Regions from separate parts of the Homo sapiens genome. Here region 1 is linked to region 2. The links are chromatin contacts, found by Hi-C in ENCODE. All regions are on one chromosome and are shown on one strand. Each heading gives the region's core, a stretch centred on a gene start or an enhancer-like site at or near the end of the contact. The rest is flanking DNA. Distances are from core to core; before and after follow the strand shown.

Region 1 (2,700 bases), core at 152-2,651, 1.5 Mb before region 2:
GCTGCAATGAGCCCTGATGGCGCCAATGCACTCCAGCCTGGGCGACAGAGCAAGACCCTGTCGCAAAAATTAATAAATAAATAAATAAAAAGAAAAGGGGGAAAAAAAGTTATACGTGGCCTTACGGGGAAGCCAACTCTGACTGGTTATAAGCTGAAACTGTCAAGTCAACAGGTGGCAGGGAAGATGGCTGAGACCAACAGCACAGAGATTTAGAGGCAGACAGACCTGGCGCCAATCCTAGGACAGGTTTTGGTAAGCCTTTGAATTTCAATTGCCCCACGTTTCGGGGGAGGGGGTAGCACCCCCTAGCTCATAAACCTTAGTGATTGATGATTAAATGAGATGACGGAGGAAAACGCAAGGCACAAAGTGGATGCATTAGCTCCATTTTGTTAATCAGCAGGCTTAGTTGGCTGCGACCCAGACACGAACTAAAATACAGTGCAGCCCAGGACCAGTGGGGGTCTTGCTTATGGCTCAGAGCTGAACAACACATGGGCAGCAAAATCAGACACTGAGATGCGGGCAGGCCTGCGACGCTGAAGTCAATTCCTTTGAACAAACAGAACACTTCCGTCCCAAGATTAGCAGGAATTAATCTCCCAGTCTCGGGTACACCTGGTTGTCCCTCCCTGTCCTGGCGCGGCAAACGTTCCCGGAGGCCAGCCAGGGATCACTCGCCCAAGGACTGAGCTTTCCCTACTCTCAGCCAACTGGAGCGGGACCAGGGCCTAGGCAACGCAGCTGTCCGCCCCTAACAACCACTCACCTGCTTTCCCCTTTCTATAGGCCAGCAAAGGTACATTCTTTTTCTTATTGGGCCGCGTAACTTATCGCAACCAATCAGTGGCAGCCACGGGACCCAACTCACTCCCACACAACTTGTGGGGGTGATCATGGAGAAGACAAATTTTTGTTTTCCGCATCCAGTTCTCTCAGAGAGCACCGTATTTGTCAAACTGTTGTGACTCTCCCTAAATGTTTAAGAAAACATTTCATTCCCCTCAGGCTTGTATAGTCTGTCCCTGGCCTACTCCCCGCTCCAGGTGGTACAGCCCGCAAGCGGCTCCCCTTCCCAGCTGCTCGCGGGGCCGAGTCCCCCAGTCCGAGGAGGCCACTCAGCGCAGGAGCCATACCATCTGTGACTAATAAATAATAGGGGGACCTCCGACTCCCCCCTGTTGCCTTATTACCTTCCGACCACCTCTCGGACCTCTTGCCCAGCCCTTCCCCGTAGACATCACCCCAGATACGGTGGTGACACCATTGCTATGGGCCCACGTAGGGCGCAGTGCGAGCCAGGGCAGGACGCACTTGGTACGACCCACGCCGCGCCCCGCGCCGCCGGAAGTGAGGTGTCTGACCCCCGAAGTTCCGGTTCGCAGGGGGTGGGGAGTGTTGTTAACCGGAGGGGCAGCCGCAGTCGCGCGGATTGAGCGGGCTCGCGGCGCTGGGTTCCTGGTGAGTGGGGCGAAGTCTGGCCCGAGTTGTGGTTGGGGTCGGGACCCGAACCTTCCCCTTGAGGTCTCCGGAGTCGGCACGCCCCTCAGCCCCGCCGCACGCTTTCGGCCTGTCAGCTGGCCGGAGACCTCAGACGCCGGTGCGGCCGCTTTGCTCAAGCCTGGGCCCTGCCTGCGACGCCCGCAACTCCTGGTGCTCACAGGTGCGCGGCCGCGAGGGCGACCCGGCTCCTCCCGTCCCGCTGCTGCTCTCTCCCGTCCCGCTGTTTTTGTGGTGCTCTGAGTTGACACTACTCCGGGGGTCGGGGGACCCCAGGATTCCAGGCTGACGTTCCCCGCCCGCTCCCGCAGGGCGGGCGTCCGAACTGCCCACCCTAACACAGCTGTCACCGGCGCTGTCGCCTGCCCAGCCTGCTATCCTCTGTGCCTTGGCTGCTCTCAGCCCTGGCTGCGCATTCCCGCCCCTGGAGCAGATTTCTGCTGTTGCCTCCCACCCCATCTTCTCCACCGGAGGGTCAGCGGTGCAGCTCCCCCTCCTCCAACATTGCAGCTTTTCCTCATCACCTCCCTAGAGGAGGCGGCTTGGCAGGCAGCGTGGAAAGAGCCCTAGATTTGAAGCAAGACTGACCCAGGTTCCAGGCCTTGCGTCAGTGTGATCACTTAACCCCTTCGAGTCTAATTTGTAAAATGGGGTAGCGTAAGCTATTCTTTGTCTGATGATTTCGAGGGCGAAATGTGATTTCCCCCCCACTTTCTCCTATGAATTGAGGCTGTGCCAGGCACCGGGCTATTTTGCACAGCACGAGCATCACATAAGTTATTTTCTTGCCCCATGCAGGTCTCCGGGCCAGGGCAATGTTCCGCACGGCAGTGATGATGGCGGCCAGCCTGGCGCTGACCGGGGCTGTGGTGGCTCACGCCTACTACCTCAAACACCAGTTCTACCCCACTGTGGTGTACCTGACCAAGTCCAGCCCCAGCATGGCAGTGAGTTCAGGGCTCAGGGAGGGAGGAACTCCCTGGGAGGGAAGGAGGAGTCTGCCTGGGCAAGGGGCGGGGCTAGAGGTCAGGTAAGTAGGGAAGTAGCCGCCAGCTGCCTAACTTTGAATAAACTGTGATGAGGATGTGGAGGATCCTGCATGATGAGTCCCAAGGAGAGGAAAGCAGAAAGTGACCTCAAACCACAGCCTCTCCCCACTCCTAGGTCCTGTACATCCAGGCCTTTGTCCTTGTCTTC
Region 2 (2,700 bases), core at 188-2,687:
ATTTACGGCCCTGCCTTTGACAAAAGGCATTTTTTTTCCCTTCAAAGACTCCGTTCCTTTGAGAACTACCACCTGCCCATGGTGGTTTTTTTTTCCCCCCTTAAGAAGGCATCTGCACTGCAGATTTCTGCATAAGGGGAGCTTGCCAGGCAGCTCTTACCAGCAGGCAGACGCGTATACAATGCAAACTAAAGGAGGTCTGCAGCTTCGTTCTTAGTCTTTCACAGAGATGGGAGAAGGGGACTCAACCAGCCCTTGCTTTGTCTGAATGTTCTCCCCCTCCCCCTTTCTGCAATAAACACCCCCCTTTGTTATACTTCGATCAATAGTAGCCCACAGAAAACATGAAATCAAAACATGTTGATAGCTTAGCATGACTCTATTTTCTAGAATATAAGCGACTGATTGCGTGTCCCCACCCCCACGCAGCGCCAGGGAAGAGCAGGCTGTTGCAGATGCAGCCACGGATCCATCTTGGACCATTAGCAGCTCCCTCCCAAATCTTCCCTGAGCTATTCTCATCACGCCTCCTTCTACCTCGGAGCCTCAGAAAAATCCGGCATTCATGGAGTCTAGCCGAAAACAGTAAAAACAAAACAAACAAACAAAAAAAACAGGCTACAATGCTTCCATTAAACTTCCTCATCCTTCCCATGGGCAGCCAAAAATATTTTGGAGGACTATCATGAATGCTTGATTATGTCAACACCTGTCTGCAAACCTGCAATGCAACCCTTTCACCACCATCCCCTCAAAAATAGTAACAAATTGTTTCTCCCACCACCCACCTGCCCGTATCCTTTCAATCTCTCTAATCCTCACTAAATCACCCAGGTTCACCATATGCATCGAGCAACTCTCCATTTTATCCCACGAGCTGGTATTTTTCCCCACCTGCCCAGTCTTGGCGTTAACGCCCACTGGACTATCTCCCCGCCCCCAACCTGTTTTCCTCACACCCCGCTATTTCCTCACCGCCTGCACAACCTTACGTTCCCCTTCCCCTTTGCCCATTTTCCAAACGCTCGTCCCCGGGGGGCTGAAGCCGTCAGTAGTCGAGGGTAATTCGTCCTCCTCCCGCCTCGCCTCCTAATCCCCCCAGCCCCCAGGCTCCCGCTCGCCCTCTTTCCCAGGGCGGGGGCTCCCCGCGCGCCTTACCCGCACAGGAGGAGCTGCAGCTCTTCGTCCCCAGGGCGGGGCAGGCTCCTGGGCTCCCGCCGCCGCCGGGCGCGGACGGCTCGGCTCCGAAGGACGACGAGGAGATGGAATGGGACTGAGTGGCCGCCGACGGCTCCGCCATGGCTACGCGAGCGAGGGTGGGAGAAGGGTGAAAAGAGATACGGGGCGGGAGAGAGGGAGGGGAAATAGAATAATCCGGCAACTGGCTCGCTCAAGTCCCTTTACTCCGCCTGCTCCGAGGACAGACTCCGACAGACTGACTGACTCAGCCGAGCGCAGCTAGAGGGCGGGAGCGCGAGCGCGCATGCGCACAAAGGGCCCCAAGCGGGTGCCAAAGCGCGCAGCGGCGCAGGGCGCAGGCGCAAGAACCGCTCCTCTGCGCTCTTGCAGGGAAGGAGGGGCAAAGCCGGCCTCACGCGGCGCCTCGCGCGCCGAGGGTTGGGGAGCGTCCCTTGGGGACCAGACGCAAAAGGCGTATCCAAGCCCCAATCCCCGCCCACGACTGCGGCTAATCGTGGAGCTGCGGGATAGTATTCCCTCCTGCCTCTTTATGTGAATGTTTTAGGGTCGGCAGATTATGTATTTTAACGGTAGAAATGTCTTTGGGCTTCCATTATGGAAACTCTCTTTCCCGTACATTCCAGAGCCTATATCTTTTGTTTGATGCATTCCCACCTGTGACTCCAATAAAAACTGAAAACCAGAGTGTAGAGTAGGCCCACTCTGCAAGGTGCTTTGTGAATCTCACTGGCTGTGTCGTAATATCTCCTCACCGAGAGGCAGAGATGGCACGGCCCCCCATTTGGTAGGTGGAGAAAGATGCTATACAGAATGAAAAACGATTACTCATTCCAATCACATTGCAATGCAGTCGCAGAACCTGCTTCGTATTCTTATCTCGTTACTGTTGCCAGAGAAGGGTCCACCTTGGGTCTTAAGGTTCTCTTTTCCTCCGAATAGACTGTCAGATAGAGACGACATATTTTAGAGAGGGAAAAAAAATGCTGAGCTGATGAAGAAGAGCCAGGAGATAAGAAAATGTTGGCTGTGATTATGGGGGATGATAAAATTAGATATTAAAAATTCAGAATAAGGCCGCAGTCAGTGGCAGAGGCCCGTAGTCTCTGCTACGGCAGAGAAGGGAGGATCACTTGAGCCCAGGAGTTGGAGTCCAGCCTGGGCCACACAGCGAGAACCTTCCTGCCTTAAAAAAAAAAAAAAAAGTAAAAAAAATCAGAATAAGGCACAAAATACACATAATTGAATTTTATTCATAGACTAAAAGAGGTCCTTAGCAGAACATGTATTTAAAACCAGATTTCTAGCCTATATTGGATTTTGTTCATTTTTTGCTTTTCCTGGGCTGGATTGCCAAATTCGAAGCCTTCTCCCTACATCTGGTCAAAATATTGGAAAGGTGCATAGTCTTTGTTAAAGGAGGACTGTTGGCTGGGCGCGGTGGCTCACACCTGTAATCCCAGCACTTTGGGAGGCCGAGGCAGGTGGATCATCTGATGTCAG

The links. Hi-C counts contacts between places; a loop is a spot of excess contacts on that map. Pooled maps may share reads with other maps.
Region 1: a loop to region 2 is called in a map of naive thymus-derived CD4-positive, alpha-beta T cell, with 23 times the contacts of the local background. The contact joins the promoter of SYVN1 here to the promoter of RTN3 in region 2. A Hi-C loop is called at or near these places in 1 of 168 maps with a recorded cell type or tissue (naive thymus-derived CD4-positive, alpha-beta T cell), 1 of 37 single-sample maps with no recorded cell type and 1 of 50 pooled maps.

The regions. Positions count from the first base shown.
Region 1 is chr11:65,133,220-65,135,919 of GRCh38, reverse strand. It overlaps SYVN1 (synoviolin 1), which reads left to right and starts at 1,401. Exons shown (of 16, transcript NM_172230.3): 1 at 1,401-1,464; 2 at 2,302-2,450; 3 at 2,668-2,700. The coding sequence starts at 2,319. RefSeq lists silencers at 722-905, 2,622-2,700 and enhancers at 891-1,400, 759-1,662, 1,951-2,020.
Region 2 is chr11:63,680,237-63,682,936 of GRCh38, reverse strand. It overlaps RTN3 (reticulon 3), which reads right to left and starts at 1,437. Exons shown (of 9, transcript NM_001265589.2): 1 at 1,159-1,437. The coding sequence starts at 1,300. RefSeq lists a silencer at 1,145-1,264.